Regions from separate parts of the Homo sapiens genome. Here all the other regions are linked to region 1. A link is a loop called in an ENCODE intact Hi-C map of the cell type or tissue named here. Cell type or tissue: heart left ventricle. All regions are shown on one strand. Each heading gives the region's core, and the rest is flanking DNA. Links, peaks and the distances in the headings are about the cores only.

Region 1 (10,126 bases), core at 2,489-7,488:
GGATCCGAAACCAGCCCGGGTATGAAACTCTCCGGCCTCTCTCCCAAACATCCTCGTGCCCCTGCTCCCCTTGCTCTGGTCCCACTCCATCTCAAGCCCCCTCTGCAGTCCTCCCTTCTGGTTTCTCCCTCTGGCCTCCGGGAGGCCTCTGGTGCCCGCACAACTTCCTGGCATTGAGGAAGGACCAGAGCTGTAACGTGGGGCTGGAAGGTCCCAGAACCACCAGCTAGTCCTGCCCTGCCAGCCTCTCCTTGTTAAGCTCTCCCTCCTGCTGTTCAGTCTATGCTCGACGACTAGAGGCCTGATTTTGAAACTCTCTTTTGGGGCCACTGGGTCAGGCCAGCCCTCCTCACTGTCAGGAAATGTATCCTCATTTCTTACCTTAATTTCTCAACCGCAGCCGTTCTTTCTTGCTCTGAGAAGTCACCCGGCGTGATGCTGCGGCCATGCTACTCCTCAGCGCTCTGCTTCCCAACCAAAACAATGCTCCTTCTCATCTTTTCCAAAGCTTCCGGCCCCAGCAGTTCTCGGACCTGGGGTAGTTTCCTCCCCGCAAGTAACAAAGGAGGACAAGCCCCAGCTTCTCTAAGATGCCTTCAGCTGCCTGGAAGAGGCCTGTGGAAGGCCCTGCAACTCTCCGCAGACCTCTGGGCATTGCTGCTGCTTCTCAGTGCCCCTCGTCCCCTCAGCCAGGTGAGTCACCATCATCCTCGCTCCTCCCAGACCCGAAACCTCTCCTCTCCCATCCTTCCTTCTCTTTGTATCTCTTTCCGTTTAAACACGCGAACGAACGCGTGTCCACACACGCATATCATTTCGGGCCCTATCTGGAGCTGTCATTGACAGAACTCAAATTGTGATAGGCAAATTGGCTTCAATGTCAGAGACAGGAAACCCAGTATGCATCTCCCGGTGCCTGGAGAGCGAGGAGATAAGAGAGCAGAGATGGGCTGCCTCGGCCAGCAGCACCGGAGCAGGGACGGTAGCCAGGGAAGCAGGTCTTCTGCGGCTCCGGCTCAGGCACCAGAGTCCTGAGTGCTGGGGACCCTGGCTTGATTCTTACCCCCAGCGTGATGTGGGATAACAAAAGGAGGATGGAGCACCTCCGAGATGCACTGAGCCCTTCCCGAGGGCTTCTCTAAGACAACCCAAGTTCTTTCCTAGCGGGAATCAGACATCTACAGCAGGGACCCTTAGCCCCCAGATGCCACATCCTACATGTAGGGCCGGTCACTGCCCTGGCAGTTAGGAGGGGACGGGTGAGAGCTGCTGCCGAAAAGAGGAGCAGCCGTTCCAATGCCATCATACCTCTGCTTGTCCCCGTTACATAAAGCTCCAGCTGACTTGGCGTAATGACTAAGAAAACTTTCCAAACTTTCCGAAGACAGTTGGTGATCCTCTACCCTCCCGGTGACTGGTGAGAACTACCCCCACAGAGAGCCAGCAGAGAGGAAGGCTCCCAGCTCCGGGCCCTGACTCATCACACACACAAACACTCCCCAGCACTCTTTCCCAAAACAGTTCCCCTCCCACCCATCCACCCTCCTACCGGGGCTGGGTGACAAAAATGAACGCCCCAGAGATCTTGCCAAGTTCTGGGCCACGCTCAGCCCAGGGAACACGCAATTCCCCGTAGAATGGGAGGAGCAGGCCCCGCCCCCTCTGGAAGCAAACAATGTCCATTGGAAGGAAACGACCACCTGACTCTACAATGATCACTGTACTGTTTTCCAAATACCTTGGACCACTCTCCCCCAAGAAAGAGTTCAAAGCTCTATAATCATAAAATATTAGAGCTTAAGGCAATCTTAAAGGTCATCTGTAGCGCCTCTCCCCTTCCCTGCTTCCATGCATCTACACGTGGATTCATTTCTTTATCTATCTGTTCATCAGATAGCCACTCAGTTCCTACAGTTTGCCCATGTGCAACGCACGCACTGGAGGCCTCACAGACGCACTGTCTCCTCAAGGCGCTTGTCATCTAGTGGGTGAGAAAGCAAGTGACAAGGCGTTGGAATAAGTAGGACAGGCACTGTGGTAGGAAGAGTGCATGTTCTAGAAGCACCGAGAGGGCACGTCACCCCCACCTTGGGGTAGTGGGGGGAATTCATGGAGACTTACTGGGAGATATTATATATATCTATGTATATGTACATAATAAATATAAAAATGTATTATAAGTAAATATATAAAATATAAACAAAAATATAAAATATATAAATATATATTATATAAAATATACATATATATTTTTTGAGACAGAGTTGGGCTGGAGTGCAGTGGCACAATCTCGGCTCACTGCAACCTCTGCCTCCTGGATTCACGCAATTCTCATGCTTCAGCCTCCTCAGTAGCTGGGACTACAGGCACACACCACCACGCCCAGCTAATTTTTGTATTTTTAGTTGAGATGGGGTTTTGCTGTGTTGACCAGGTTGATCTCGAACTCCTGGCCTCAAGTGATCTGCCTGTCTCAGCCTCCCAAAGTGCTGGGATGACAGGCATGAGCCACTGTGCCCAGCCTGGGAAAAATTATATTTAAGTTGAGCTATAAAAAATAAGGAAATTCCTTTTCAATCAATAAGAGGTCTGCTCATCACTCAGTACGGCTAAAGCATAGTGTCAGGCACACTGCATGATGATGAATCGAATGTAGTGTCCACACATAGAGTTTAACGCCTAGTGAGGGACATACAGTAAAGGTACGCATGACTAGAATATTCTATGCTCCCAATAGAAAGAAAAATGTTCAGGGATGGCCATCCCAAGTGCCCTGACTTAATCATCACACATTATATACATGGATCAGAATATCACATGGTCCCCAAAATATCTACGATGTATGAAAAAACCAGAATATACCTCGAAGCACCAGATAATGCTCCTAAAAGAAGGATCTGTGGAGTCCCAGGGAGGGTTTCAGAGAGGATGAGGGAAGTTCCCAGCTGGAAAGACTTGCAAAAGCCCCATGGAAGAAATCTGAGTTCACCTTCAGGATGGCTAGGATTTAAAGGCACAGAGGGAGAAAGAAGGGCATTCTGAGCAAAAGCCATGCTACCAGCAAAGTGGAAGAACCAGTGCCGTCTGGGGGAAGAAGGATACACCAGTCTGACCGAGGCACACGACAGGCAGTCGGGGCAGACGCGGCGTGAACACAGGCAAAGTCTGAGGACGCTCTGAAATTGAAAGCCAGGCCCTGCAGTTTCTCAAGGTCACAGAGTGAGGAGAAGAGCAGGACTTCCGACGTGAACTGCAGTGCTCCTTCACAGATGACAGATGGCACTTTTCCCCTTGTGATGCTTTGGCCCCTCCCTGCTGGAGGAACCCTGTGGCTGACTCCTCCCCTCCCCAGGGGGTCTCTGGATGCAAAGCAAGGAGACCCCAGGCTAACAATCCAGGCTGTTCTACTCTGGCTTTTGCATTTTTTTTTTTGGATAAGTACGTGGCCAGGCAAGGTGGCTCACACTTGTAATCCCAGTACTTCCAGATGGGGAAGCAGGAAGATCGCTTGAGCCCAGAAGTTTGAGACCAGCCTAAGCAACATAGTGAGACCTCATCCCTACAAAAAATTTTAAAAATTAGCTGGAAGTGGTGGCACACACCTGTGGTCCCAGTTACTTGGGAGGCTGAGGAAGACGGATCGCATGTGCCCAGGAGTTCAGGCTGCAGTGGGCTGTGGTCGTGACACTGCACTCAGCCTGGGTGACAGAGCGAGATCCTGTCTCTAAAACACAATCAATCTATATTTTTAAAACTCTTTTGAAGAGGGCAGCAAAATCCACCCCACCAACTGAACTAGGGTCGCACCCTGGCTCCTAAGCAGCCCAGTGTGAAATATTTGGAACTCTTACGGCTGTTCTTTCTTCTTCCTCATCTCCACACAAATACACTAACCTACGGCTTTCAGTCTTAGCCCTTTATTGCTTTATGTACATGCCCGGCTCAGGGCTTACATCCATCTGGGTATCTCTGCTTAAGACTGCAAGTTCTTAAAATACCGGGATGCTGCCTGTAATCCCAGCACTTTGGGAGGCTGAGGCGAGAGGATCCCTTGAGGCCAGGAGTTCGAGACCAGCCTGTGCAACACAGAAGACACTATCTCTACAAAAAATTAAAAAATTAGCTAGGCATAGTGGCACATGCCTGTGGTCCCAGCTACTCCGGAGATTGAAGCAGGAGGATCACTTGAGTGAGGGAGGTGGAGGCTCCAGTGAGTCGTGATCGTGCCACTGCACTCCAGCCTGGACGACAGAGCGAGACCCTGCCCCCTCGCCAAAAAAAAAATACTGGGATGCTATACACAAAATTGCCTTGAAAACTTGAGCACGGAACACCAAACAGCTAAGCGTGCCGGTTTGGGGAGGGCGGGGGAGGAATAAGGAGCTGCAACGGTAAGAGGCCGCCACACGGTGGCGCAGTGAGGCTGGGAAACGGTGCACCCCGCGCAGGAGGGGGCACTCCCCGTCGCGGCCACCCGGGGTGGGCAGGAGGCGGCGCGGGCTGGCTGGTCTCTCCCGAGAAGGTTCTCTCCCGAGAAGGGTGCGTCTCAGGGCTTGTCAGTGGACCCCTGGAACATGGGGAAGACGCACAGACAAGGGTTTCGCTCTTTGCTCTCCTCTCTCCTTGTCAGACCTCTGTGACCAAGAGAGGCCCAGGGGCACCTGAAGGCCACCACGGTTGTATCCTGCTCTGAGAACCCATCCCTAGGTTGGGAGAGGGAGCAGCCGTGTGCAGGTGGAGATCCTAGCGACAGGAGGAAGTGCCTGCCTGCGTGCGTGCGTGCCTGCGTGCGTGCGTGCCTGCGTACGTGCGTGCGTGCGTGCGCACTTGTCCTTGAGGTGCAGAGACTGGTGAGCAGGGTCAAAGATGCTTTTTTTTCTTAGTCTAATGAGCTCTTGGAAACAAAGCTAATCTCTGGAGGGAAGACACACCCTGGACATTTGCTGCTGGCCTGGAATGGATGTTTTAAGAGCCCATCCTACGAGACGGTTGGAATGCTTTTTTTTCCTTTTTTTTTTTCTTTTTGGTAGAGACAAGGTCTCACTATTACCCAGGCTGGTCTTAAACTCCTGGACTCAAGCGATCCTCCCGTCTCAACTTTCCAAAGTGCTGGGATTACAGACAACAGCCGCCATGCCTGGAGGTTTGAATGCTTCTAAGAAGCACAGGACATTGATGATTACACATTGTATCCGTGTATCAAAATATCACATGTATCCCACATGATAATGTACAATTATCATGTATCGAGTAAAAAAATAAGCACAGGAGAGCTTCCTTTCTGTTCTTATCCAAAACCCTTCCTACACATAGACTGGGCACATCAAAAATGTTCCCACCACAGTCCATATTTGTTACTAAATATACACTCCTGGCCGGGCGCAGTGGCTGACGTGTGTAATCCCAACACTTTGGGAAGCCGAGGCAGCATAGTAGTTCAAGACTGGCCTGAGCAACATGGCAAAACCCCATCTCTACAAAAAATACCAAAAAAAAAAAAAATAATAGCCTGGGGTGATGGCATACACCTGTAGTCCCAACTACTCAGGAGGCTGAGGTGGAAGGATCACTTGAGCCCAGGAGGTCAGGGCTGCAGTGAGCCGAGATCACGCCACTGCTTTCCAGCCTGGGCGACAGAGTAAGACCCTGTCTCAAAAATAAAAAGGAGCCAGGCGCGGTGGCTCACGCCTGTAATCGCAGCACTTTGGGAGGCCGAAGCGGGCGGATCACCAGGTCAGGGGTTCAAGACCATCCTGGCTAACACAGTGAAACACTGTCTCTACTAAAAATACAAAAAAAATTAGACGGGCATGGTGATGGGTGCCTGTGGTCCCAGCTACTCGGGAGGCTGAGGCAGGAGAATGGCATGAACCCGGGAGCGGAGGTTGCAGTGAGCCGAGATCGCGCCACTGCACTCCAGCATGGGGGACAGAGCCAGACTCCATCTCTAAATAAATAAATAGTGGAAAAAAAATTCTACCAGTGTCCTTTCCAGACACTCCTGAACAGCTTTCTGCAAAATGCTGATCATAAGCACGTCTATGCACGTGTTACTGGAAAGGGGTCCCAATCCAGACGCCAAGAGAGGGTTCTTGGATCTCACTCAAGAGAGAATTCGGGGCACGTCCATAAAGTGAAAGCAAATTTATTAAGAAAGGAAAGGAATAAAAGAATGGTTACTCCATAGGTAGAGCAGCTCTGAGGGCTGCTGGTTGCCCATTTTTATGGTTATTTCTTAATGATATGCTAAACAAGAGGTAGATTATTCGTGCCTCCCCTTTTTAGACCATATAGGCTAACTTCCTGACGTTGCCATGGCATTTGTAAACTGTCATGGCGCTGCTGGGAGTGCAGCAGTGAGGACGACCAGAGGTCATTCTCTGCCATCTTGGTTTTGGTGGGTTTGGGCCGGCTTCTTTTCTGAAACCTGTTTTATCAGCAAGGTCTTTACGACCTGTATGTTGTGCCAACCTCTTATCTCATCCTGTGACTCAGAAAGCCTAACCCGTGGGAGTGCAGCCCAGCAGGTCTCAGTTTTTTCACCAAGGCCCCATTCAAGATGGAGTTGCTCTGGTTCAGATGCCTCTGACACACAGATGCCCACAGATCCATCTTCACCTCAGCAATGCCTCTCACACACACAGCCACTGCAACCCTGTGTGTCTCCTCCCGAGAGGGTCCCTCAGACACAGTCGTGTATTTCGCCACTCAGAAAGGCGGGTTCGCCTTCCTACCTATGCACACAGAGGCCAGGAGGACAGACACAGTGCGACACAGAGGCAGGAATAGCAGTTCCATGTGGGCTGGGGCCCCCGCTCCATTTGCCCCTGCGAGGGAGGTTTGTTTCCCGCCTGTGCGTGCTGTTCTGGGCTCAGCATGGAGACGGGGGCGGGGGGGGGGGGGTGGAGGAGGAGGGCGGAGAGCAGCTTCTCAGAGTCAGGCTCCTTCCCAGCTGCGAGGGCAAACAATTCCCAAGAAGAGGATTGGGAATTCTCTGTGAGGGCAGAAGAGTGTGAGGAGAACAGGCTCGGGCGGGGCAGGAAGGATTGCCTGAGAACGTTGAACTTGGCCTTCGCAGGGCAACCAAGAGTCAGAGTTTTCGTTGATGCCAGAAAGAGAAGTTAGGAGTGTGTGGGTCTGTGCGTGTGAAAAAAGGGAGGGAGAGGCAGGAAGGGGACAAGGACAGACATCGAGGTGGAAGTAAGCAATTGAGAACATGCACAGAGTCAGACTACGGGAGCAAAGGGGTAGAAATAAGGAATCTTTAACTTAGAAGCGGAAGATTGGGAAGAAGAATAAACAGCAAGAGGCAGGGGATCCAATCTGGGAAGCGTGCAGAGAGAAAGGGGCCCAGAGCAGAAAGCTTGCAGGTGGAAGGAAGGAGGACAGGCGGGCAGGAAGCCCCAGGCCTGTCCAGAGCCCCGCCACTGCAGGAAGGCACTGAAGGCCGGGAGGGCAGCTCAGCTCATCTGTTACTTACAAGCACAAGCTCCCCCCAATCCCGATTAGCAGGAATTACGTGGCATATGGCTAATCCTCCTGCCACAGTTATTAATACTTTCCAGACACTGCCGAGGGAACCAGGCAGCCTCCTTAGGCCCAAGGCTTCCCCCAGCCTGGCAGGGCCGGCCACCCATGCCTGCTGCAGGGGTGCTGTGGCCCAGAGGAGGGGAGGGGAGTGGCTGGAAAGCTTTCTCTAAGTCCTTCAGGCGACTCTGAATCCTCTGGAAGCACATGCCACAAGCTCTTCCTTTTTCCAAAATCCATGTGTATGTTGTTTGGTTTAAATAGTCACAGAAAACTTGTGATAGAAGGAGAATATATGATATCATTCCCATTAAAAACTGCCAGGCACAGTGGCTCACGCCTGTCATCCCAGCACTTTGGGAGGCGGGTGGATCACCTGAGGTCAGGAGTTTGAGACCAGCCTGGCCAACATGGTGAAACCCTATCTCTACTAAAAATACAAAATTAGTCGGCTGTGGTGGCACGTGCCTGTAGTTCCAGCTACTTGGGAGGCTGAAGCAGGAGAATCGCTTGAACCCCGGAGGTGGAGTTTGCAGTGAGCCGAGATTGCACCATTGCACTCCAGCCTGGGCGACAAGGGAGAAACTCCATCTCAAAAAAAAAAACTTAGGAAGCTGGGAGTGGTGGCGTGCGTTTGTACTCCCACCTACTTGGGAGGCTGAGATGGGAGGATTGCTTGGGCCCGGGAGTTTGAGACCAGCCTGGACAACACAGTGAGACCTCGTCTTTATAAAAAATTTTTTAATTAGCCAGGCATTGTGGCACACAGCTGTAGTCTCAGCTATGAAGAGGCTGAGGTAGGAGAATTGCTTGAGCCCAGGAGGTTGAGGCTGCAGTGAGCCATCACTGTGCCACTGCACCCCAGCCTAAGTGACAAAGCGAGACCCTGTCTCAAAACAAACAAAAACAAACAAACAACAACAACCAGGAAAACAAATCCAAGAGAAGGGAAAGGATTTAATCAAGGACTTCTACTCAATAGCAAAGTCTGGCTGTCCTCATTTCCAGCCTAGCGGATGGAAACTGGAAGCTAACTTGCTGCTCCTGGCTTAGGGAGACATAAAAAGATAAACAGGGGAAGGGGAAGAGAGCAAGAAGGGGAGATGAACTTCTGATAGTGGCTAGTGTGCAGCCAGGTGTCCAGCGAGCACTTAGTGAGTGCTTTGTAATTGATGACTTGCCGGGCTTTGTCTTAGGTGAGGTGCAAAGTCGACCCTGAGATGGTTTGTGAGGAACAAATTGCTCCCGTGGGAAGTAACAGAGGAGTGCAGGGGGCAGGGGGGAAGGGAAAGAAGCCAAACAAGAGGGCCATTTCAGACCCGTCCCAGCCTCAGCCGACCCTGCGGGGGAGCTCTGGGGACAATTACTCCTCAGTTTGTCCCAACTGGAAGCAAGGTAGCTGTGTTTCCGTAGATATTGCAAGGGGGCAGAAATTGCCAGGCATTTGCAGTTCCCTGAGCATGATGGAGAGGTGGCTCTGGTACCCCCAGGCAGTCCTCTGAAGAGACCTGTGGGTGCAGGTCTTTAGAATCAAAGGAAACGGGCTGGGCGCGGTGGCTCACACCTGTAATCTCAGCACTTTGGGAGGCCGAGGTGGGTGGATCACCTGAGGTCAGGAGTTTGCGAACAGCCTGGTCAACATGGTGAAACCCTGTCTCTACTAAAAACACAAAAATTAGCCGGGCATGGTGGTGCACGCCTGTAATCCCAGCACTTTGGGAGGCTGAGGCAGGTGGATCACAAGGTCAGGAGTTCGAGACCAGCCTGGCCAACATGTTGAAAACTCGTCTCTACAAAAATACAAAAATTAGCTGGGCATTGTGGCGAGCACCTGTAATCTCAGCTACTCAGGAGGTTGAGGCAGGAGAATGGCATGAACCCGGGAGGCAGAGCTTGCAGCGAGCCAAGATGGCACTATTGCACTCCAGCCTGGGCCACAGAGGGAGACTCTGTATCAAAAAAAAAAAAAAAAAAAGGGAACAGAAGAGACAGCGCCCCAGCAGGGTCTGCTACAAACATAAAGCAAGTGCTCTCAGACCCTCTCTACTCTACTGACAGGTCATCAACTTCGATTTGTAAAATGTTTCTCCCCTTTAGGCGTTCACAGTCCTCGATTTGTAAAATGTTTCCCTGCTTTAGGAGTTCACAGTCCAGCAGCGAGACAGTGGCATGCTATACCCCTGTGTTCATATAGAATGTGCACAGTGATAGGTGCTAGTTCAGCGATAGAACACAGAACAAGTCATTGAATTCTGGCCGGGTGGGTCAGGGGAGTATAAAGTTGGATGGGACTTGCTCTGTGCCACGCCCTCCCCTGTTAGAAAGCCTTCCATGGCTGGGCGCAGTGGCTCACGCCTGTAATCCCAGCACTTTGGGAGGCCGAGGCGGGCGGATCACCTGAGGTCGGGAGTTCGAGACCATCTTGGTCAACATGGTGAAACTCCGTCTCTACTAACATACAAAAAATTAGCCGGGCGTGGTGGCACATGCCTGTAGTCCCAGCTACTCAGGAGGCTGAAGCAGGAGAATCGCGTGAACCCAGGAGGCGGAGGTTGCAGTGAACTGAGATCGCGCCATTGCACTCCAGCCTGGCAACAGA
Region 2 (10,126 bases), core at 2,428-7,427, 74 kb after region 1:
AATGCCAGCAAGCTAAATATAACTCCTTAGAGAGCCAGACATGCATAAACTAGTTCTTAGTGAGCAACACATCAGATTCAGAGTGGAAACATTTTCTAAAAGAACTTCTTTTCCTTCTTGGCTTACTGTAATGAGTATAAACCCAAATTAATTTAATTTTTCGTGGAAAGCTAAGACAACCATTGATTTTTCTCTCAGCATCTCTGCAGTTAAATGTTAGTAGCCATTGTTAATGTTGGAAGCCTCCCGTCTCCCAGTGCCCCAGCATTCTGTTCATGAGTCAACAAGTCTGCTCTGCTATTCCGATGAGTTTCACTACCACAAGGAAAGAGGACGGGGAGTTTGCACATTCAAACCTTGACGAATCTGGGAGTTCAGTTTTTCATGGACCCTCACTCTGCTTCAGGATGCTCACGCCATTATGTGAAAACTCTTAGCAAAATCCATCAAAATGAGCCAGGCTCTATGGAATCAGGAAATTTGTGGGCTGAGACTAACATTACCTCAATATCTGTTATGGCTTAAATGTATTGTTTTAATAATATTTTATGTTAGTTCTTTTTGCCTGAAGCTGTAGAAGCATTTTATAGCCAGTAACTCTTCAGAATAGTACAGGAAAGCAGGCGTCATCCTCATGCTCAACAATAGAGCTGTGTTTCTGTGCACCAACCGCAGATGCTGGGTCTGGCCCCCACAGAAGGAGTGCCTCAGTAGGGCATCCCAAATGGGGCTGTGCATAGCGTCACTCCAGAGGCTGGGGACAGTGCAGATCCAGACCTTTCCCAGCCTGTTGAGTTAGAACTGGGGGACTGTGCTCCAGGGCGTGAGGAGGTGGGTTGGGAAATGGTATTTTAAACAAGCGAAGTGATTGTCATATAACTTGTCTGGCATCAGATCCGCAGACTCTGGCAGAGTTTCCGGAAGGTCTCTCAAAACTGAAATAAGAAACTGCAGTTGTTGTCCACAGCTGCTAAAATTGTTCCAAATTAGGAAAGGGAAGGGGAAACAGAACACAGTAGTTCCAGAGAAGAATCTGAGGAGCCGTGTGAGCTAGGAAGGCCATTGTGAGCAGAAGCGAGTCAGTATTTCCTCATTTCCTCTCCTGCCTTATCATTCCCATCTGCCAGCTCCCTCCTTTTTTTTTTTGAGCATGTAAAACATGTTTTGTTGTTCTTTAAAAGGGTTCAGGGTTTGGTTTTAAATCAGGCTGCACACCTTTCAAATCATTCTGACATCTCTCTATGTCAAACTGGCTTCAGCTAGCAATACTTCATTAAATCCAAAAGAAAAAGATTCCTTTAATTTTAAGGAAAAAAATCCAGTTTTGAGAACAATTAACATTAGTCTTTAATTTAAAAGAAAATGAGGGCTAATGTTTCATGTTGCTTTATACATCCTTCTCCTCAATACAGAACCAGGAATGTAATTTTCCTAACTTGGGCAGGCACTGATACTGATGGACACTGCGTGCATGTGTGCGCACACACACACACACACACACACACACACACCCTCCTCCCAAACAAAATTCAGAGTGTGTCAAAGGGAAAAGGTTTGTCATGGTATTGATCAAAACACTTGGAGTCAACACTGTCTACCTTAGCTTAGCACGTGTGCTGTTTTGATCTTGAGTCTATATTAATGGAATCTGTTGTTGTGTTTTGAAATGGAGAATTTTGGATATACCATTATTTTTTTACTTTTAAGTCCCAGAAACAATTTCAGAAAGCATTATTTTGTTTTGTTTTCTGGGATGGGAGAAGAGAGAATCTACAGATTTGTATTTAGTTAAAAATCAAAACTCCAGCAATAGGAAATAGGCAGTTCACATAGCCGGCCAACATTTGAGGTATCATCAGTGTGAGACAAGGTCCCGGTCTGTTCCTACTGGCCTAGCTGACGCTAACAAAATGGGAGGCTTATGGCTCTGCACAGCAAATTCCAGCAAGATAAGATGACTTTAAGCCTGTATTCAGAGCCTTAGAAGCAGGGCACTACTGAGAATGTAATATTTAGAGGTAAAAATAGTGCAAGAGCCCCTGATGGTACCCCTCTACCTGCTTTGTCCATGCAGCCTGATCGTAACTGCCTTCCACAAAGGATCAGAAAAACACCTCTTCTGGATCAGTCCACTAAACCCAGCCAAGAATCTGCAGAAATGCTGCTACACCGCTTCACCAGCAACACAGTCCCTGCGCTACTCACTGCGTTGCCCAACGTTGCTTTTCTACCCTGTTATGGCCTGTGGACACATACTCACTAGGCATCATCGCTGGTTTTAAACCAGGGATATTTTTTAATCTCAAAAGAACCTAGTAATAACAAGGCAATCAATGGTTAAACTGAACTTTACATATAGGGGGCAGTTTGGAAAACACCACAAGCATTTCTCAAGTCGAAAATATGTGAATTCGCTGCTATTTCTTTGACCGTTTCTGAACATTCACAGTACAAGTCCTAAAATAAAAATTTTAAGCTACCAGCATTCTCTGATACTAGACAGAAAATCAGAGTAACGCTACAGCCCACAATTGTACAGGGTGTAGAAAGTAGGCCCACTGCCTGGACATCTTTGTTGATGGCCTGGAGTCCTCCCTTTTAGAAGACAAGTTTCTGGGATATCCACTTAGTTTCACTGGTTAGGGAAGAGAAGAATTCAACTCTCAGCTAACTTCTTTGAGAAGAGACTCCTCTTAAAATGCCATTTCCCCACTAATTTATCAAAATAAAACAAAAGGCTCTTGGCTACTTTGTCTAGTATTAGATAGGGTTTTGAGGAAAAGAAGCTAACATGAACACCCTTTCATCAGTAAAGACTAAAAACCACCTGGATCATATAATATATCTATATGTCACTGCTTTTATTTATTTAGTTATTTGTTTGTTTATTTATTTAAAAGTGCCCAGGTGGGCTTAAGGCTGCCAGACTGCACGTACATCTACGGCAACAAGGGCTTCTATTCCATCTACAACTTGCATCAGGGGAAAAAGGGACATGTAGGAGAGGAAGGAAAAAAGGAGAAAAATACACCACCACCCCCCCCCCCCCAAAAAAGGGAAAAAGATCCCACCACAGGGAGATCTATGTGCCAAGCATAATGAAGAGTGTGCTCCCCAGACAGATGGTTCTGCACAGGCTAATGTTCTGCTGGTTTTCCTTAGAGACCTATTTTGAAAAAGTTTAAAAAGACAGATTTCAAAATAATTCAATCCTGGCAGAAATTCAAACTCCAAAACTAGGAGCAAAATCATCCTTCACTGAATTAATTCCTTTTCTCTTTCTCTTTTCTTAAACATTTTATTCATTTTATAGAGAGATTTCTTTTTTGTTTGCTTTTGTTCCAATCATGAGGAGAGTGGTTGAGGAGTAGTGAATCCATCACTACTTTGATGACACAGGTAAGATTCCAGATTCACATTTCCAGGTACCAAGGGTTCCCTCTAAATGCCACAATCAAGTGAGCCTTCATTTACATTTCTTTCTACTGAACACAGCAGTGCCCGTTGGTATCTCTGAAGCGTAATCACATCTTAGGTCAGTATTTCTCCAAGTAAAGCAGCTGTTTGGAATTGAAGGCCCCCCTTCTTTTTTGTGTTATAAACTGAACTGCATCTTCGTACTTCATTCCATATTCAATCAAAGCAAGTGCAACCAGCACAGGTGCCCTTCCCAATCCCGCAACACAAGGCACTGCAACACAGCCACCTGGCTCTTCACAGAATTTGGTTTATAACAGGTTTAACCAATCATCTACTATCTGATTAGGGGGTGGAGCTCCATCATCAAATGGCCAATCTAGAAGGTGGATTCCTTCTTTTTCAACTGGAGCTTTATCATACGTAGCATCACAAACTCGAACCAAAGTCATCACTCCATACTTCTTAAGTTCCTCTGGGAACTCGTTGAGAGTAGCACTGGTAGGGTTGTGAGTTACAAGAAAACGCATGTTCTCACAGGAAATCTCCACAGGGGCTGGACGGTTCATTATGGCAAATGAAAAATGTGAGTGTGCGTGTGAGTGTGATGGGAAAAGTGAAAGAAATCAATAAATCAAAATGTTTCACAGCAGAAAACATTAAAAAGACCACTAAAATGCCTATTATCAATCAGTGTTTTCTCTATTCAACTTGTTTATTCCTTATGAAGCTTCTGTCTTCAAGATAAGCAAAGTATTTAGAATCCACTTGAATCCAAATTCAACTTGGGCCTCAATTTCTGCAGATGGATACCTTCGGACTCCAAAAAAATCCAACTACATAAGCAGCCTTTACTACATTTAGGCACTAGTGAGGCAAGTTAAAAGTGTAGGTCGCTTTCCACTTGTTTCCTTGATGCCTAATTTTACTGGAGTCATTAAAAGAAATATGCTTGCAATTAAAAAAAAAAGCCAGCTATTTCTGAGGCCGGTCGGTGTGTCCAGGAGTGTTCAAGGCAGTGTTAATTATGGCACATAGAACCTCTAAGCTTGTCAGCGAAAACGCTGTGCTGAGCCCGGCAGAAGTCTGCCCTCACACTCAGAATCGCCGTAAATGTGCAACGTATATTCCAACGAAAAACGCTGGCGAGCGGGGACCGGGCATTGAAGTCCGGCGGTGGCAGGAGCGAGGAGGCGCCCCTCTCCTCAGTTACCTCTGCGGCAGCGGCGACGACACCCCCCAGCCTCAGCGCGCGACACCCGCCCGGTGGCGGCGGCGCGTCTCCACGAGTCTGTCTTGCTGCTGCTCCTGCAGCCGCCGCTGCCCTGTGGTGTCGCCTCCCGAGGTGCACGGCCGCCGCCACTGCTGCTCCAGCCGCTCCCGGACGGACAACGGCTACAGCCCGGCCGATCGTGCCGCCGCCACCGCCGCTGCACGGGCAGCCAAAAGCAGCTCCCGCCCCCTCTTCTCTCTCTCAACTTAGTTCCACATCTTCCCTGGAAGGAAGAGATGGCTGTGTTGAAGATGACGGTGCCAGCTGCACATCATGTCAGAGGCTTTTTTTAGGTCGCTTCCCTTGCAGACTCATCCAAGATAGGGTTTTACTCAAACAATGGGATCTCCTTTTAGGCTTCAAGGTCTGATTCATGTTTTCCTTTTCGTACAGATCCTCTTCCCACTTTATTTGTTGCTTTCTTTTTTAGTTCTGGATAGATTTTAATATTGTATTTCTTCTTATAAGATTATACAATAAAGCAAGAAGTAGGGAGTAAGAGGCAAAACTCCCAGCTTCTGGTTTTTACTTTGTACTTGTAGCCATTGACCTCGCTAGCATCCGATCCCCTGTCTGGGACATGAGTGTAGTCATCTTTCCATCGATGGATGCTGGGAAGCTGAATCGGTGTTGAGAACGTGCTGTGAGACGCAGCACAGAATGTGAGCCCCGACAATACTCAGGAGAATGTACAGCTCGTTCAAGTCCCAGCAGCACTGTGTGCTCATCCTGTAGCTCCTTCCTGCTTTGCTAATTATCAAAATGTTGGTAGGAGAAAGCACAGTGTCTGCTTTGTTTTTTCTCTACATTAGACATCAGTCCTACAAGCTGGTTGACAGGCCTCTTCAGAAAAAGCACCCCGATGGGTTCATTTTCCTCTTCAGCAGAATAGTCAACTGATCTACAGGAAGCAGCGTACCTTCACACTTGCTCTATGTCAAAATCATGCTCTTTGTGAAACTAAAGGTCTCACTTTCCTCTGTCCTTCTCTCTCTGCACACTGCTGATTGGCTGGCTCCTCATATGTGAAAATTCGTGTTCTGTATAGCTGGTAGGTTTTCCTGCGACATCCCTTCCCTGTCCCACCCTTGTCTTCCCAGGAAAAGCATAGATTTTCCTTGTGGACAACTGTCCATAAAGGTAGAATGCTAGTAATACTTGAGCCTAGAAATTACTTAACCAGATGACAGTAAAACTTAGAAATTGATCCCAAGGTCCTCTGGCTCTCTACCCTGCATTTGCTTTGCTGAGGCTCTCTAAACAAATGAGGAAAAGGCTGTTGTTCAGAGGTGGTGACTCATATGCAGATGGATGGCCACAGTGCGCTCCATCCCTGCCATCTCTCTTTGTCATCCTCTGTCTTGCCCATGCTGCAGTGCCTTGCAGATTTGTTTATATGCATGACTTTGTCATCTGTTGCTGAGAGCTGAGGAAAACCTCCTGACTGGTAAGTGCCTGTGCTGTTTATCTTAGGGCAACCCACATTTCTACATGCTTTAAAGCAGGCTTCAGAACTGGGTTACTTTTTATACAGAAGTGCATGTTGCCTGAGCCTCTTTATTAGTGTGGTTCAAACATGAGCACACAGATATGGGAGGGATTTTGCTGAGGACTGTGAGTTGGAGATGATTCAGGAAGTCTATGACAGAGCTAGGATAGCAAAGTCAGTTTCCTGGTCAGGTCTTCCTGTGTAGAAAACTGTGCTAGATACCACTGTGCATGGCAAGGGGCATGAATCTGGAAGTAAAACTGTCTTCTGTCTAAACTCTGAATCCTAATTTTGTCTCCACTCTAAATCCCACTGATTATTAGCTGTTTAATACCTAGTTCTGGCCTTAAGGATAATAATAACTTCTCCTTCTCTGTCATTGTGACAGATAAACTGGCACTGATGCATTGTAGGATAGCTTTGCCTTTGGGCCATCTTAGTGTCACTTAGCATTTGAGAAATAAGTGGCTAGATTATAGAGAAGGAATTATCAAACTATTATCTCTTGCCACATTTCTGGTCAAGCATGCACACAATAAAAACAAAACACCAAAGCGTGTAGTTAATCTCTTGCATGAAGTCATAGGAAGAAGAAGAATTGTAGGCATCAGAATGTAATAGAAAGAGTGTTAGACATGGAGTTTAAGAATACAGCTTGAAGTGCTGGCTCCATCACTTGGCTGTGGACTATAGGCAAGCCACTTGGCCACATCATCGGTTGTAAATTGGAAATGATACCACTTGCTCTGACTGTCTTGAAGAGTGACCCTAAGGAATTAATCTGAATCATTTTCACTTCCTTCCCTACTTCTGGAACTATGATGTCTGATGGCCCTGGTTTCAAGAATAAGAACTAATGCCATTGTAGTGAGTCATTTTAAAACTTGATGCCTTTTGGCCGGGCGTGGTGGCTCACACCTGTAATCCCAGCACTTTGGGAGGCCAAGGCAGGTGGATCATATGAGGTAAGGAGTTTGAGACCAGCCTGGCCAACATGGTGAAACCCCGTTTCTATTAAAAATACAAAAAATTAGCCGGACGTGGTGGCACATGTCTGTAGTCCCAGCTACTCTGGAGGCTCAGGCAGGAGGATCACTTGAGCCCCGGAGGTGGAGGTTGCAATGAGCTGAGATTATGCCACTGCATTGCAGTCTGAGCGACAGAGTGAGACTCGATTTCAAAACAAAATAAAACTTGATGCCTTTGAAAATAAATACAGAATTAGTTTAATATATTTCTAACAAGTAGGCACAACAGAGAATGGAGTGACAACCGCTGCTCCTAGAATCACATTAAGAAAGGCATAGAAGAGAGGAAACAGAAGAGAGTAAGTGAGGCTGGTCAGTATTCAGGGGACCTCTCCATCATCACCTGTGCACTCTCTGGGCTCTTCTTACTCCTCTCTGCACTGGATGTCCAGACAGACATGCCTTTCTTGTTGGGAACCAAGTGCCTCTAAGAAAGCACATATTGACCCCCACTATGAATCAAACAGTGGTTTTTTTGTTTATAAAAGTGAAATCAGTCTTTGGGGTGTTGCTTACAGTTTAAAAAAAAAAGGAAAAGAAAGAAAAAAGAAAGGTTTTCCTCTTGGGCTTTTTAGCCTTGGCCTGAAACTGAGCTGATATATTGTTATTATCACTTGAGAACACAACAGCCTGAGGTCCAGTCGTCTCCTTAATGTAGCTGGGGATGCCATTCCATGTGGTTTTAGAAATCCTTTGTTATTTCTGCTCACCTGCAGAGACAGCCCTCCTGGGAGTGGACCCCAGAGTCTGTATCATCAGAACTCACCTCTCTCTGAGCTGGGATTAAATGTCATTGAACAAAATACTTAACAGCCTTTGTCAACTGTGAATTCAAGCATATTTTGGTACTCAAAAATTTAGAATTTCTGTATTTGGTATAAAGTCAGATGATATGGTTTGGCGGTGTGTTCCACCCAAATCTCATCTCAAATTGTAATCTCCATGTGTCAAGGAGGGGGCCCTGGTGGACGTGATTGGATTATGGAGTTGGCTTCCCCCCATGCTGTTCTCATGATTGTGAGTTCTCATGAGATCTGATGGTTTAAAAGTGTGTGGCAGTTCCCCCCTTATTCGCTCACTCGTGTGCATGTGTGCTCTGTCTCTCTCCTCCTTTCCCCTGCTGCTTTGTGAAGAAGGTGCCTGCTTCCCCTATGCCTTCCACCATGATTGTAAGTTTCCTGAGGCCTCAGCCATGTGGAACTGTGAGTCAATTAAACCTTTTTTCTTAATAAATCACCCAGTCTCTGGTAGTTCTTTATAGTGTGAAAATGGACTAATATATTGGAAAATACTATTTTTACATTTTTTGTATCTTTCTCTTGCTCTGTATTCATTTCCATTCCCCTCTGTATTAGTTTACTAGGAGTTGCCTAACAAAATACCATAAAGAGGTGGCTTGAACAGCAAAAATGTATTTTCACATAGTACTGCAGGCTGGGAAGTCCAAAATCAAGGTGCTGGCAGGGTTGGTTTCTCCTGAGACCTCTCCTTGGCCAGTAGGTGACTGCCTTCTTGCTGTGTCCTCATATTATCTTTCCCCTGTGCAGGCACATCCCTGGTATCTCTTCAAGTTCTTTTTTTTTTTTTTTTTGACAGAGTCTCGCTCTGTTGCCCAGGTTGGAGTGCAGTGGCGTGATCTCGGCTCACTGCAAGCTCCACCCAGGTTCACGCCATTCTCCTGCCTCAGCCTCCCAAGTAGATGGGACTATAGGCACCCGCCACCATGCCTGGCTAATTTTTTGTATTTTTAGTAGAGATGGGGTTTCACAGTGTTAGCCAGGATGGTCTCAATCTCCTGACCTTGTTATCTGCCCACCTCGGCCTCTGAAAGTGCTGGGATTACAGGCGTGAGCTACTGTGCCCAGCCTCTTTTCAAGTTCTTATAAGGACACTAGTCATATTGGATTAAGTCCACACCCTTATGACCTTCTTTAACATTAATTACTGTCTCAAATTTAAAGCCTTTAAATTTGAAACTTGCTATTCTCTGGACCTCTGGAAAGTCATTGGTCCCTAGATAGCAAGTAGAATAATGATAATAAATGGTCCCTCTTCTAAAATGTTTAACTTACTTATCTTCAGTTATTGGTGAAAGAAGGGTAAGTTTTTAAATAATATTTTACATTTGAGAAAAATTGGAGTATGCAAAATCATATTAAAAGTCACTAAGAGGCCAGGCGTGATGGCTTACGCCTGTAAGCCTAACACTTTGGGAGGCCGAGGTGGGCAGATTGCTTGAGCTCAGGAGCGCGAGACCAGCCTGGGCAACACGGTGAAACCCCATCTCTACTAAAATACAAAAAATTAGCCGGGCGTGGTGGCAGGCGCCTACAGTCCCAGCTACTCGGGAGGCTGAGGCAGGAGAATCGCTTAAACATGGGAGGCGGAAGTTGCAGTGAGCCGAGATCGCGCCACTGCACTCCAGCCTTGGTTACAGAGTGAGATTCTGTCTCCAAAAAAAAAAGTCAGTAAGAGTATTAAAAACGGCCCCAGATAGTTCATAGCTTTGTCATGTAACAGAGTTTTGAAGATGGAATTATAAGCACATCGAGTAGTTACCTCTGTCCTGGATTAAGCTACCTAGTTCTGGATTGAAAACACATTTGCTAGTTCTACCTGAAGCAATTAAATCCTGGGAAAACATAAGCCCACAATGCCAGTTTACCGACTTACAGTGAGAATGAGAGCTCCGTTATCAAAGAAACATTGAAAGAGCAAAGACACTAACTCAGTCTATGTTTGGATTGGTGTAGATTTCTCTCATGCCATTTGCTATATTGTATTGAAACTATCTGTGTCTTTTTCCCCTACTTAAAATAAGTAACTTTTCCAGAAACTTCTTGGGTTCTTAGGTATTATGGTTGGGAATCAGATACAAAGATGAATAAGAATTACTAAAAAAAAAATAGTGACAAGGCT
Region 3 (10,126 bases), core at 2,022-7,021, 100 kb before region 1:
TCTTGGGGCTTCCTTGCCCTTACCCAGATCCTTGAAAAGCATCTTATCCAGCACAAGGCATTTAACCTGAGCTGTAATAACTGACGCCCATTAAAACTGTGACGCTTCCCAGGATGCCTGCATTTTACTATGTGGTAAACCCCGCACAGGCAGGGACTGGGTGCAGGTCTGCTTGCCAGTGTTTATCCATCATCAGCTGCAGAGCTGGATACACACTACACCCTTGGTACATACTAATCAAACGAATACAGTTAAAGAGAACCAAAACATCGATCTAAAAAGAAAGACTAACTCTGGGACCCCAGGAACTCCACCAGAATTGGGGTAGCAGGGTCTTCCCAAGGCTGGGAAATAATCCCAGCGGTGACCCATTTTGCCACCTTAAAGCCTCAGCCCTCCTGGTTTGAAGTAGCAGCTTCCCATGTCCCTCTAAGGACTCTGACAGCACCACACATGCAGGGAGCTGCCGCTCCTGGGCACCTGCACTGCCTGCACAGGCTTCGAGAAGACAGCAGCGGGGACACTGCAGGAGTGAGCTGATGTCTCATGGGACCACAGCAACAAGGAGGGGGGCAGGGGGTGAGATGCAGTTGGGAGAAGGGCTTCCCCTGGGGCAGGCCCACCCCGGAAACAGCCCTCAGGCACCGTTGATGGTGAGGTGGACCCACCCTGGAAGCCGTCACTCACCGTTGATGGTGAGGTGGACCCAGCTGCCATTGTGGAAGGTGTCATACTGCTGGTCCAGCATGAGCACTTTGCACTCATACCAGCCCTGGTCCTCAGAGCGAACTTGTTCCAGCCGCAGAGATGCCTTATCATGAAGACTGGCCCGGCCTGGGGGAATAGAGCAGACAAAAGCCCCACAGGCCATCAGGTAAGGACAGCAGCTCCCCGCCCCCTGCCCCAGCTAAAGACAGGGGACTCATCATAATCTTCATACCATTCCCTATGGCAGGGCTCCAGAATAACAGCTGGCACCCACCTCCAGCAGCAGGTGGCAAAGGAAAGGGCATAGCACCTTGGCCACAGAGCCACTCTCCCGCCCCAGCTGGCCCTGCCCCAGCCTGCAAGGCAACTCAATGCACTTGGCATTGAGAGCAGCCTCAGTTCCCTAGAATACTCTCATTCTTTTGGAGGTCTCCTGAGACAAAAGTAAGGCATGATGGATACAGAGCTGTGAAGAGATGAAAGAGAGAATGAAAAAGTGCCAACAGAAGAGGATGGGTGGGGGGTCTCCAGCGCACCCGGGAGCACCTCCATTCAGGCTGAGCAATATCCCTATCCCAGCAGCATTTCCAGGACTACTGGCTCACCCAGCTTCCCTCTCTAGGGCAGAGGGAAGGCAGGCTGGGGTCCAGGATGCTAGGGTCCCCTCCCAGTCCTGCTGTCAGTGCCAGAGAGACTATGTATCCTACCAAAGCCCAGTGACCCCAGGAGATGAGGGCAGCAGGGCCCAGAAGCCTGAGAACAAGGAATGGGTTGGCCATCAGAGCAAACATCCTGGAGGCACCCTTCCTCAGCTCTAATCCCCTGCCCCAGTAGGATGCCATCTGTGTCTCACATGTGGCAATGAGGAGGCCAGAGGTGCAGAAGCCTCTTCCATGACGCCAGCAGGGTGGAGCAGCCCTCGAGGTCGGCCCACCTCACCCGCTCTTAGCTCACCCCTCACCGCAGCCAATATCACCACACCTCTGCTCTCCTCCTCGTCCTGATGCTGGCAATCTGCCTAAAAACTAGACTCTCAAAGCCAACCCTGGCCAAAAAGAGAGCATGAGACATGGGCACAGGAGCGAAAGAGGGACAGAGACGGAAGCATTCTGAGAAAGGCAGGGCAGACCTCAGAAGCCACCAGCAAAGATGAAAGTGAAGGCAGTGCCCTGCCTGCTTCCTCCCTTCCTTTCAACCCCAACAACGCTCGCTCAATGACACGCACACGCACGCACACACACACCCACGCCCTCCTCTCCCGCGGGCTGGGGGGCAGGCAGCGGCAGTGAGTCACGAGGCCTTTGCTGGCAGGAGTAACTGCCAAACAGGACACAGACGGGGCCAGGAGAAGGAGAGGACAGCATGACAAGGAGGCAGACACCAGGCACCTGCAAACGGTGGGAGGCCAAAGATTCATCCATACACTCAGGACGGGAAGGCGCCCCGACTTCAGAGCCAAGAGGAAAGGGGTGGGTGCGGCCAAGCAGGGAGAGCCGTGCTGGCCCAGGGCTGCCTGACTCAGTCTGCTGTCCTCTCCATCCCACTCTCCCACCCAGGCCTCTCCAGCTTCCCCTTTGGCTCCCAGCCCTCTCCACAGCCCAGGCGGTGCTGTTCAGAAGGCTTTACCCTGCCCCACCTCCACAGCCCTCTCCTCCCACCGCTTGATTAGAACCAACAGAGGACAAAGGATGGGAGGAACCAGGCAGAGACTGGGAAACAGAGATAAAGAGTGGTCAGGACAAGGCAGGGGCCAGAGGGGAACCACCGAGGAGCTGACTCCAGCTGGGGAAGGTGCGGGAGACCGGGTGCCCAGACCTTACCTGCATACTCAGGGTCCACGTGCGGCGGGTAGTAGCCAAACTTGATGAAGATAGGGATGGGGACCCCGAACTTGAACCACTCTACGACATAGGGTGGGGGCTGTCCCGTCACTGGGTGGATCACGTCGCATCGCAGGACCACGCTCTCCCCAGCTCTTGCCGTCACAAACTCGGGCTCCTCTCGCAGGCCGTGGGCGCCTGATGGGGACGGCCAGGTTGGACACAGAAAGGAGGTGACAAAGAGATCCTGCCCCAGCAGCCCCATGTCCGTGTCACAGGGTCACCCCGCCCCCCACCAGCTGCCCTCCATGGGCCACCGTACCCTCCCAGGAGGGTCCCAGGCACACCCTCCATCCCTCTCCCCCTCGCTGCTCATACCTCCCTCTGTCCTGGGGCCCCCAGGCATCCACAACTTGGGGGAAAGGAAGGGAGAGGAAAAGAGAGGGAAGCCATTCTCTTCAGCCCTACACGCCAGCTCTTCCCTCCCCAGTCTCAAAGAGCCGCAGGCGTCATCCAGCCCCACCCCCTGCTGGCATCCTGCCCCAAGAATTACAAGGAGTCCAGGACATGGAGGTGAGGGGCCCGGCCCCCTCTGGAGGCCCACGGCACTGCCCAGTTGTGGCCGCTCGTGCACAGGGAACATTCTTTCTGCTCCAGGACGCCTGCCACTACAGCCTGGTGGGAAATGACAGAGCCAGCCTTCCTCCTCCACCCCACCCCCAGCTCAGCCCGATGTGCATGGCACAAAACAAGGGTACTCCATGCAGGAGCAGGGAAATCCCTAACAAGCTCAGCCGAGGCTGCTCGTGGCAACACCAGAGGGAAACCCCGCAGGCTGAGCCGGCCTCTCCAGCCCCTCCTCCCAGCACAGTTCTGCCAGCCCTGCCGCAGAGGGGGGAGTGGGAGGGGCCCAAGCCCCAGACATCACCATTAGGAGAGCAGGATGCTGGCGACAGAGGAGGGAGATCCCAGGGCTGTCCCCACGTTGGGCAGAGGAAAACGAAATCAGACGGTGGGATAGGGAACACCCACCCTGGCTGGCAGCAGAGAGGGCGAGCAAGGCAGCAGGCGGGAGGACCACCCCTGCCTCCACCCCACCACAAGCTAGAGGACGCCGCAGAGAGGAAGAGCCACGCACCCCAAGCGCCGCAGCACCACTCCTGGGCCCAAAGAAGGCATGCAGCCCTCCTCCCACGCCAGGCTCCACTGCCAGGCAGGGCCAGGGAGGCCACAAGGTCACCTTGTCCAGTAACGTCCCAGGGAAAAGAACAGCTGAGGGGAAGCCTCACCCCCTTCATTCCCTGGTACTACCCCCTACTGCCAGTTGACCACAGCTTTCCCCAGCCCCAGACCCTTCTGGTCCCAGGCCGGGCACCCGACTCTCCAGGGCAGCACCTAGGACAGCAGCTGCAGTACCGAAGCGGCAGCTTAAAGACAGAGAGCCAGCTGGGGACTCCCGCAGGGGAGGATGCCCAGAGGAGGGCAGCACCAGCCCCTGCCATTCCCCATTCCGGTGCCTCGGTCTGACTCTCTCTGCATCTCGGACCCCTGTGTGCACCTCGCTGTCTCTTATCCCTTCATGTCTGTGTCTGGCCACCTCTCTGTGTCTGTGCACGCACACACACATGCTGGGCTCCTCTGTGTTTGTTCTCTCTCTCTCTCTCTCTCTCTCTCTCTCTCGCATCTCTGGATCTCTGTTTGTCTGTCTTACTGGTTCCTCTGTGTGTCTGTCTGTCTGTCTCTCTCTAGCTCCTTCTCTGGATCTCTGTTTGTCTGTCTGCCTTGCTGGCTCCTCTGTCTGCCTGTCTGTCTGCCTATCTGTCCTGCGGGCTCCATTTCTGCATGTGTCTGTCCGTCCATCTCTCTCTGGCTCCTGCTCCTTCACCATGTCTTTCTGTGTCTCCCTCTGTCTCTTTCTCTCTAGCTCTTGCTCTGTGTGGGTGACTGTGTCTACCTGCCTATCTCTCTCCCTGTTTCTGTCTACCAGCATGTGTGCGTGTGTGTGTGTGTGTGTGTGTGTGTGTGTGTGTCTGTGTGTGTTTCGGTTGGCTCATGCAAGGGGAGGGGTTCTGCCTGCTTCTCTGTATGCAAGGGCTCCGTCTCTGCATGTATGTACTTCTGTGTCTGTGGCTCTCCGTGTCTGTCTGTATGTCATCTCTGTGTGTCTTGTTCTCCCCCTCCCCCTCCCCTGCAAGTTGCGGAAGAGGGAGGAGGCAAGCCCTTCCAGAAGCTGATTGGCTCCCGGTGACATCACAGTTTTCTAGAGAAAGAGCTAAGATCACAGAGTATTTTTGGAGCAGAGCAGAGCATTGCACTCACCTGCCTGAGGCCCCAGCATGCTTCCCAATTTCCCCCACCCCCAACCTTGCTTCAGGCTAAGTTTGCAACCCAGCCCCTCAGGGAAAGCAGGGAGAGTGCCCAGCTGCAGCCTCACCTCCCCCACAGCCCCAGGGGCCCTCAGCAGGAGAGGCTGCCTCCCAGCAGCCAGGATCACAAAGGCGGATGCTGGACCAAGAGGAATGGGTGAATAATGGGTGCCATGAGTTTGCAGAGAAGCTGTGTGTGTGTGTGTGTGTGTGTGTGTGTGTGTGTGTGTGTGTGTGTCTACAGCACACACCTGTGAGGAGATAAGAAACTACAAGAGCCTAGGGGAAGAGGAGGGAGTTATTCCCAGGTGCCAGGTTACCTGGAGGAGGGCAGAGTGGGCAACAGAAGGTGGTTCCTTCCCAGGGCTTTGGCCCAGGCAGGAGGAACAGAGGCCTAGGGGGACAGCAGGCACCTCCAACAGTGGAGTTTGCTCTGGTGAGCTGGCTTCCAGGTGGAGGGCTCTAGCGGGCAACGCCAGGAGGTGGGTTGGCTTTGACGTGGGTTCCCGCTGTGAGGCTGCTCATTTGCACCGAGCCAGCCTCATTTTCACTGCACAGCAACGAGGCAGGCTCTTCAAATCTTCCCCAGCGCTGGGATTCCACCCCAGCCCCAGCCAGCCCCTGGGCTAAGCGCTGAGCACCCAACCCAAGGCCTACCTCCAAGGCAGGCCGTCCCCTCCCAGCATCTCTTCCCAAAGACCCTTTCAACCAGGGAGAGGCAGCTGCAGAGAGGACACATCCCAAAGAGGATAAGCAAGACAAAATGAGAGGGAGCTTCCCCAGAATAAAGCAGTGGTGTGGGCGCCCATGTCCTGGCCTCCACCCTCGCTCCAAGCCCTCTTGCTTTTCTGGATCCTAGAATATTTATTGGTTTTCTGTCATCTCCTTCACACACACATGCGCACGCACACACACACGCACGGCATATTCTCTCACTCCATCACCCACAAGCACTTCTCCCTAAGCCTGATCATTTCTGAGCCAAAGTATGTCTAATAACACACTCTCTCCAGAAAAGCTCAATATGAAAAAAAGTAATCAGGCTAGCAGTAAAGAGGGAAGATGGAGGATAGATAGAGAAACCCAAATACAGGGGGAAACCAAACCCACATCCAGGAGCAAAAGAGGTGCAAAGTGGAGAGCAAAGAGGAGAGCAGAGGAGGGGCCAGGTGTGGAGCCCAGCCCTGGGAGGGTGAGTTCAGGCCAGCTGGACACAGACACACCTGTGTGTGTCTGTGTTCTGTCAGAACACCCCAGAGCCTGGGTGGGGGCAGATGGAGACTGGAAGGGGGAGGGGCTGGCTCCTGAAGGGAGTGGGGAGGAAGGGGAGGAAGAGAGGAAGGGGAGGGTGGAGTGTGCTGAGCCCCTCTCCATCACAGCAGCTCAGAGGGGCCAGGCTCCCCCCTCAAAGGGGGAAAACCAGCATTGTCAGGAGTGGGCACAGGGAAAGGCACCATAGGTCTCACTCTCTTTAGAGAAGGCCAGAAATAGCGGTGCCCAGAACCTAGTAAATCTGTATCTTGGGGGTGTGTCCAGCTCCCTTTGGAGCAGTTATGGCGGGGAAGAGAAAGTAGGAGGGCAAGGAAAGATAAGGCAGCCCCCAGAGGTCTGGCTGACCTTTTGGGAAGCCCACAGGGTACAAATCTCCTGCTCTCTGGGCCAGGTGGTACCCAGTGGGTGGCTGAGTCCAGGGCTGCCGTTGGACCCCTGTGCAGAACCATGAGGCATCCAGGGCCTGGCACAGCCCATGTCTAGCACTCACAACCCGGAGCTCCTCCGCCGGGGAAGGGCTGGGGAAGGAGGGTGCCTGAAAGCAGGACTGCTCTGAATACGGAGGAAGGTGTGCAGGGCAAGGTGTGAGGAGCAGGGCCGGGCGAGCATCAGCTGGCATGCAAGCCTCGCGTGCTGTGAATGCCTGCTGCACCCTAGGCTCTGTGCTGGGAACGCAGGGAATCTCAGTCCCTGCCCACAATGGCCTCCTGACACACGCACCGCTGTCTCCCATTGAAAAATGAGCAAACGGGGAGTTGCGCCGCTCACCCAAAGTTACTAGGTTCCAGCTGTGCCCGATGCACGGATGGTGTCCCTATCCTTCTCAGAAAGCAGGTGGGGCAGAGGTCATCCTGGCCCAACCCAGGCGCCGGGATCAAGGCCTTTCACCCACTGAGCCTCACTTTTCCCTTTCTTAGGGCCTGAGCCAGAGGTCGGCAACTCCAACCCCACACTGGGGACAGGTTTTGCCAGCCCAGACCCTGAAGCCTAGGACCATAGGGTGGGCCTGTCTCAGAAGGCGGCCGGGTGGGCTCTGACCAGCTCTGAGGAGCCTGGCCTTCTGCCTGAGACTCTGAGACCCCTAGCTGGGTCTGGCTGGTGGCTGGGGAAGCGGGGAACGGAGTGAGCACCAGCATCCGTTGCTCATTAGTACAAGTCCTTATTGCAGCCTCCTCCTCCTCCTCCTCCTCCTCCTCTGGGCACCAGACTTCCAAACCACAGGCCTGTTGTCTAATAATACCAGCGACAGCCACCGCCACCTCCATCTGCCAGCCTAAAAATAATCCCTGCTGAGTCCAAAAAAGGCACAGCCCCCAATAGTCCCCCAACCCCTCCTCCCTGACAAGCCAGGAGGCTCCAGGAGATTCCAGGAAGCCGGCAGACCCGGGGCTCTCACAAAGTGGGAGGCACACGCCCAGAGGAAGGCAGGAGGAAGGCGGGACCCAAAGCACAGCGAACACCCAGAAAGGACGAGGCGGCGGGGGAGAGACCTGGTCCAAAACGCCGACGGTGTCCTGTTCTCCCTGCAGGAAGGCAGACGGGTACGGGTTGTTCTGGACAGCCTTCTGCCTGCGGGAAAGCCCCCACACCCAACCCGACAGCACCTCAGAGCATTTCCACCCTTCAGTGATCTCCCCTTCATGCCCTCACAGCCCTCCCGGCCCCCACGCGCCACCAAACCTCTCAGGTTCGGAAGCCACGGGTCAGGGAGCCCCAGCCGCTCCTTAAGGAGAGAGAGGCACTGGGGAGGTGCAAGCTCAGCAGGCTCCTTCCTTCTGCGGGGGCCGCTCCGGCCCTGAGCCTTCTCGGCTGGGCTCCCCCAGCAGCTGTGAGGCCGGGATGCTATTAGCAACCTTAATTTGCTCTCGGCTAGATTGTATTTCCAAGAGTCCTTTCCCCAGGAGCCACTGGCAGGAAGGAAGTCAGTAATTCAATCTCTGCTCCACTCCTTTAATGGCTCCTCAGCAGAGGCAAAGCCACACCCCCACTGCCCCTCTCCCCACCTGGGCAGAGGCCTGCCCGGCACTCACAGGGCCCAGGTGCACGCGCCCCTGCAGCCGGCAGGCCGCCTGGCCAACTGAGGGCACCGTGGGCTCGGCCCCCAGGAGGCTGGGCTCCGTGGTAAGATGCCAGATAGAGGCAGTAAGTCCGTGGGAAGCCGAAGTCCCATGTTTACTCCCCGGGCAACATCAACATTCCTACTCCAAAGCCAGAAAATGAAGACAGTGACTCACCTCGTACAGTCTGTGCCTGTGTGCAAGTCACAGGCCCCCGCTCCATCTCGGGGGCACACACGACCAGGAGGGAGGCAAGGGGCCACAGAGGACAGAAAGCCAGGCTGAGCGGGACCTTCTCAGAAAGGACAGTCAGGCCGGCTGAGACTCCTCCCAGCTCTGGCGCACTCGGACTCTTTCTCCAGAGCCCTCTTGGAGGCCCCATCTCCTGCTTATTCACGCAAGAGAGAACAGAAAAGCAGGAAGATTCCCAAGAAAAATAGGTCAGCTGCCTCCAGCAGACTGGGCTCACACCCATGGGCAGCGCCTTTTGGGGAATGGGCATAAGCTGCCTATCCAACCCCAGAGTCCTCTGGAGTGAGCAACTGAGACACAGCCACACCCTCAGGGAGACAGAGAGGCCCTGGGCTGGGGCCTGCCACTCTGGTAACCTCTGTGCTGCCTAGACTGCAGCACCAAGGGCACCGTGGCAGAGTGGGAGGGGATATGAAGGCAAGAAGTTGGCTCCAAGGGTCTCTCTGCTCTCAGGGCTGCAGCACGGAGAGGAGTGGCCCCCACCTCGTGTCTGCACACTAACTTCCCCACCCTGCCACTCCACGCACGTGCACACAAACACACAGGCACTCAAGCACTTGTGGGCAGGCACACATACAGATTTCACATGTATGTGCACACAGGCATACATGCATGTGCATGCACACGTATGGGCACATGTGCACACACATACAGGTGTGCACACATATGCAATGCACATACATGCCAGCATGCATACACACAGGGGCACATATATGCACACATGCAGGGGCACACACATATGTACACATATAGGAACATGTGTGTATGCGCACACACATGTGCACATGTATGCATGTGCACACACACACACTTCTGGACAGCTGGAAGCTCTCAGCAGTTGCAGCTCTTTGACCATTCAGATCCACTCTTCACACAAGCTGCTTCACCTCTTCTAGGAAGCAGGTGGAAGGGGACCGCTCCCTAAGTACTCTGCACCCCAACCTGAGAAGGCCACAGGATGTGGAGAAGAGAGCTACCTTAAATCTCAGGCCCAGCCCTCTTTGGAGCTTATCTCCCACCCCCACATCTTGAAGCACCCAGCAGGGCTGAGGAAGAGAGGGCCAAGGAAGAAGACACAGCCAGCACCCTGGCTGGGGAGAAGGCAAAGGTACAGGAGGTTGGAGTGAGGGCCAGAGTGATGCTGGGGCTCAGAATCTTCCAGCGAGGCAGCCTCTGCTCCTCTGTAACCAGATTCCAGCCTTCTGTCTCAGAGCCATAAACACGAAACCACTCAAGGTCTATCTAGGACCCTGCAACTCCAGGACCAGCACATGCAGGGCCACAGGCCCGCGGCTGAAAGCTGATTGCCCTCTGCCCCTCAGCCAAGCCCTTCTCACATCCCCGTCTCCCCAGCTTCCCACAGGGCACAGGCTGCCAGACACACTCCTGTCCCCAGCATGTGTGTGCTGAGGATACACACACACATCCATCCAGCCACTGACCACTTCCTGAGTGAAGTCCTTCTCAGCCGATAGGCTCACCACGGGGTCTTGATAGCAACCTCTGAGTCCAAACCTCCACCCTCCCATCTTCATTACCAAAAGGAAGCATAGGTCAAGGCCAGGTAGAAAGTAGAGGGCAATGGCCCAACTACCAGCAGGATCTGAGTCAGAACCTCACTGTATTTGGGGACACTGTAGTCAGGGATAAT

The links. Hi-C counts contacts between places; a loop is a spot of excess contacts. Peaks named below come from ENCODE experiments on the same cell type or tissue, not always from the same donor. Only the 100,000 strongest peaks of a DNase experiment are listed, where the experiment ranks them.
Region 2: it touches region 1 in a loop (3.0-fold over the local background); 83 of 110 quality-filtered maps call a loop at or near these places.
Region 3: it touches region 1 in a loop (2.7-fold over the local background); 50 of 110 quality-filtered maps call a loop at or near these places.

The regions. Positions count from the first base shown.
Region 1 is chr11:134,046,253-134,056,378 of GRCh38, forward strand. No RefSeq gene overlaps it. Among named protein-coding and RNA genes, the nearest start is that of JAM3, 18 kb to the right of the region's middle. RefSeq lists enhancers at 1-364, 213-1,412, 7,177-8,029. In heart left ventricle, for the core only: a CTCF peak has its summit at 4,407 (motif pointing right); a DNase peak (open chromatin) is centred at 4,429; H3K4me3 peaks cover 551 bases.
Region 2 is chr11:134,120,342-134,130,467 of GRCh38, forward strand. All of the region lies in intron 1 of JAM3 (junctional adhesion molecule 3), which reads left to right. It also overlaps the pseudogene PTP4A2P2. Among named protein-coding and RNA genes, the nearest start is that of SNORD153, 26 kb to the right of the region's middle. RefSeq lists enhancers at 4,198-4,736, 4,737-5,273. In heart left ventricle, for the core only: a CTCF peak has its summit at 4,684 (motif pointing right); a DNase peak (open chromatin) is centred at 4,750; H3K4me3 peaks cover 1,648 bases; H3K27ac peaks cover 2,033 bases.
Region 3 is chr11:133,943,533-133,953,658 of GRCh38, forward strand. IGSF9B (immunoglobulin superfamily member 9B) reads right to left here. Exons shown (of 20, transcript NM_001277285.4): 2 at 2,529-2,726; 3 at 688-834. Among named protein-coding and RNA genes, the nearest start is that of IGSF9B, 8.4 kb to the right of the region's middle. RefSeq lists enhancers at 1,477-2,205, 2,935-3,663, 3,939-4,168, 7,632-8,375, 8,376-9,119. In heart left ventricle, for the core only: a CTCF peak has its summit at 3,993 (motif pointing right); DNase peaks (open chromatin) are centred at 2,269, 3,059, 3,729 and 3,859; H3K4me3 peaks cover 3,103 bases; H3K27ac peaks cover 4,546 bases.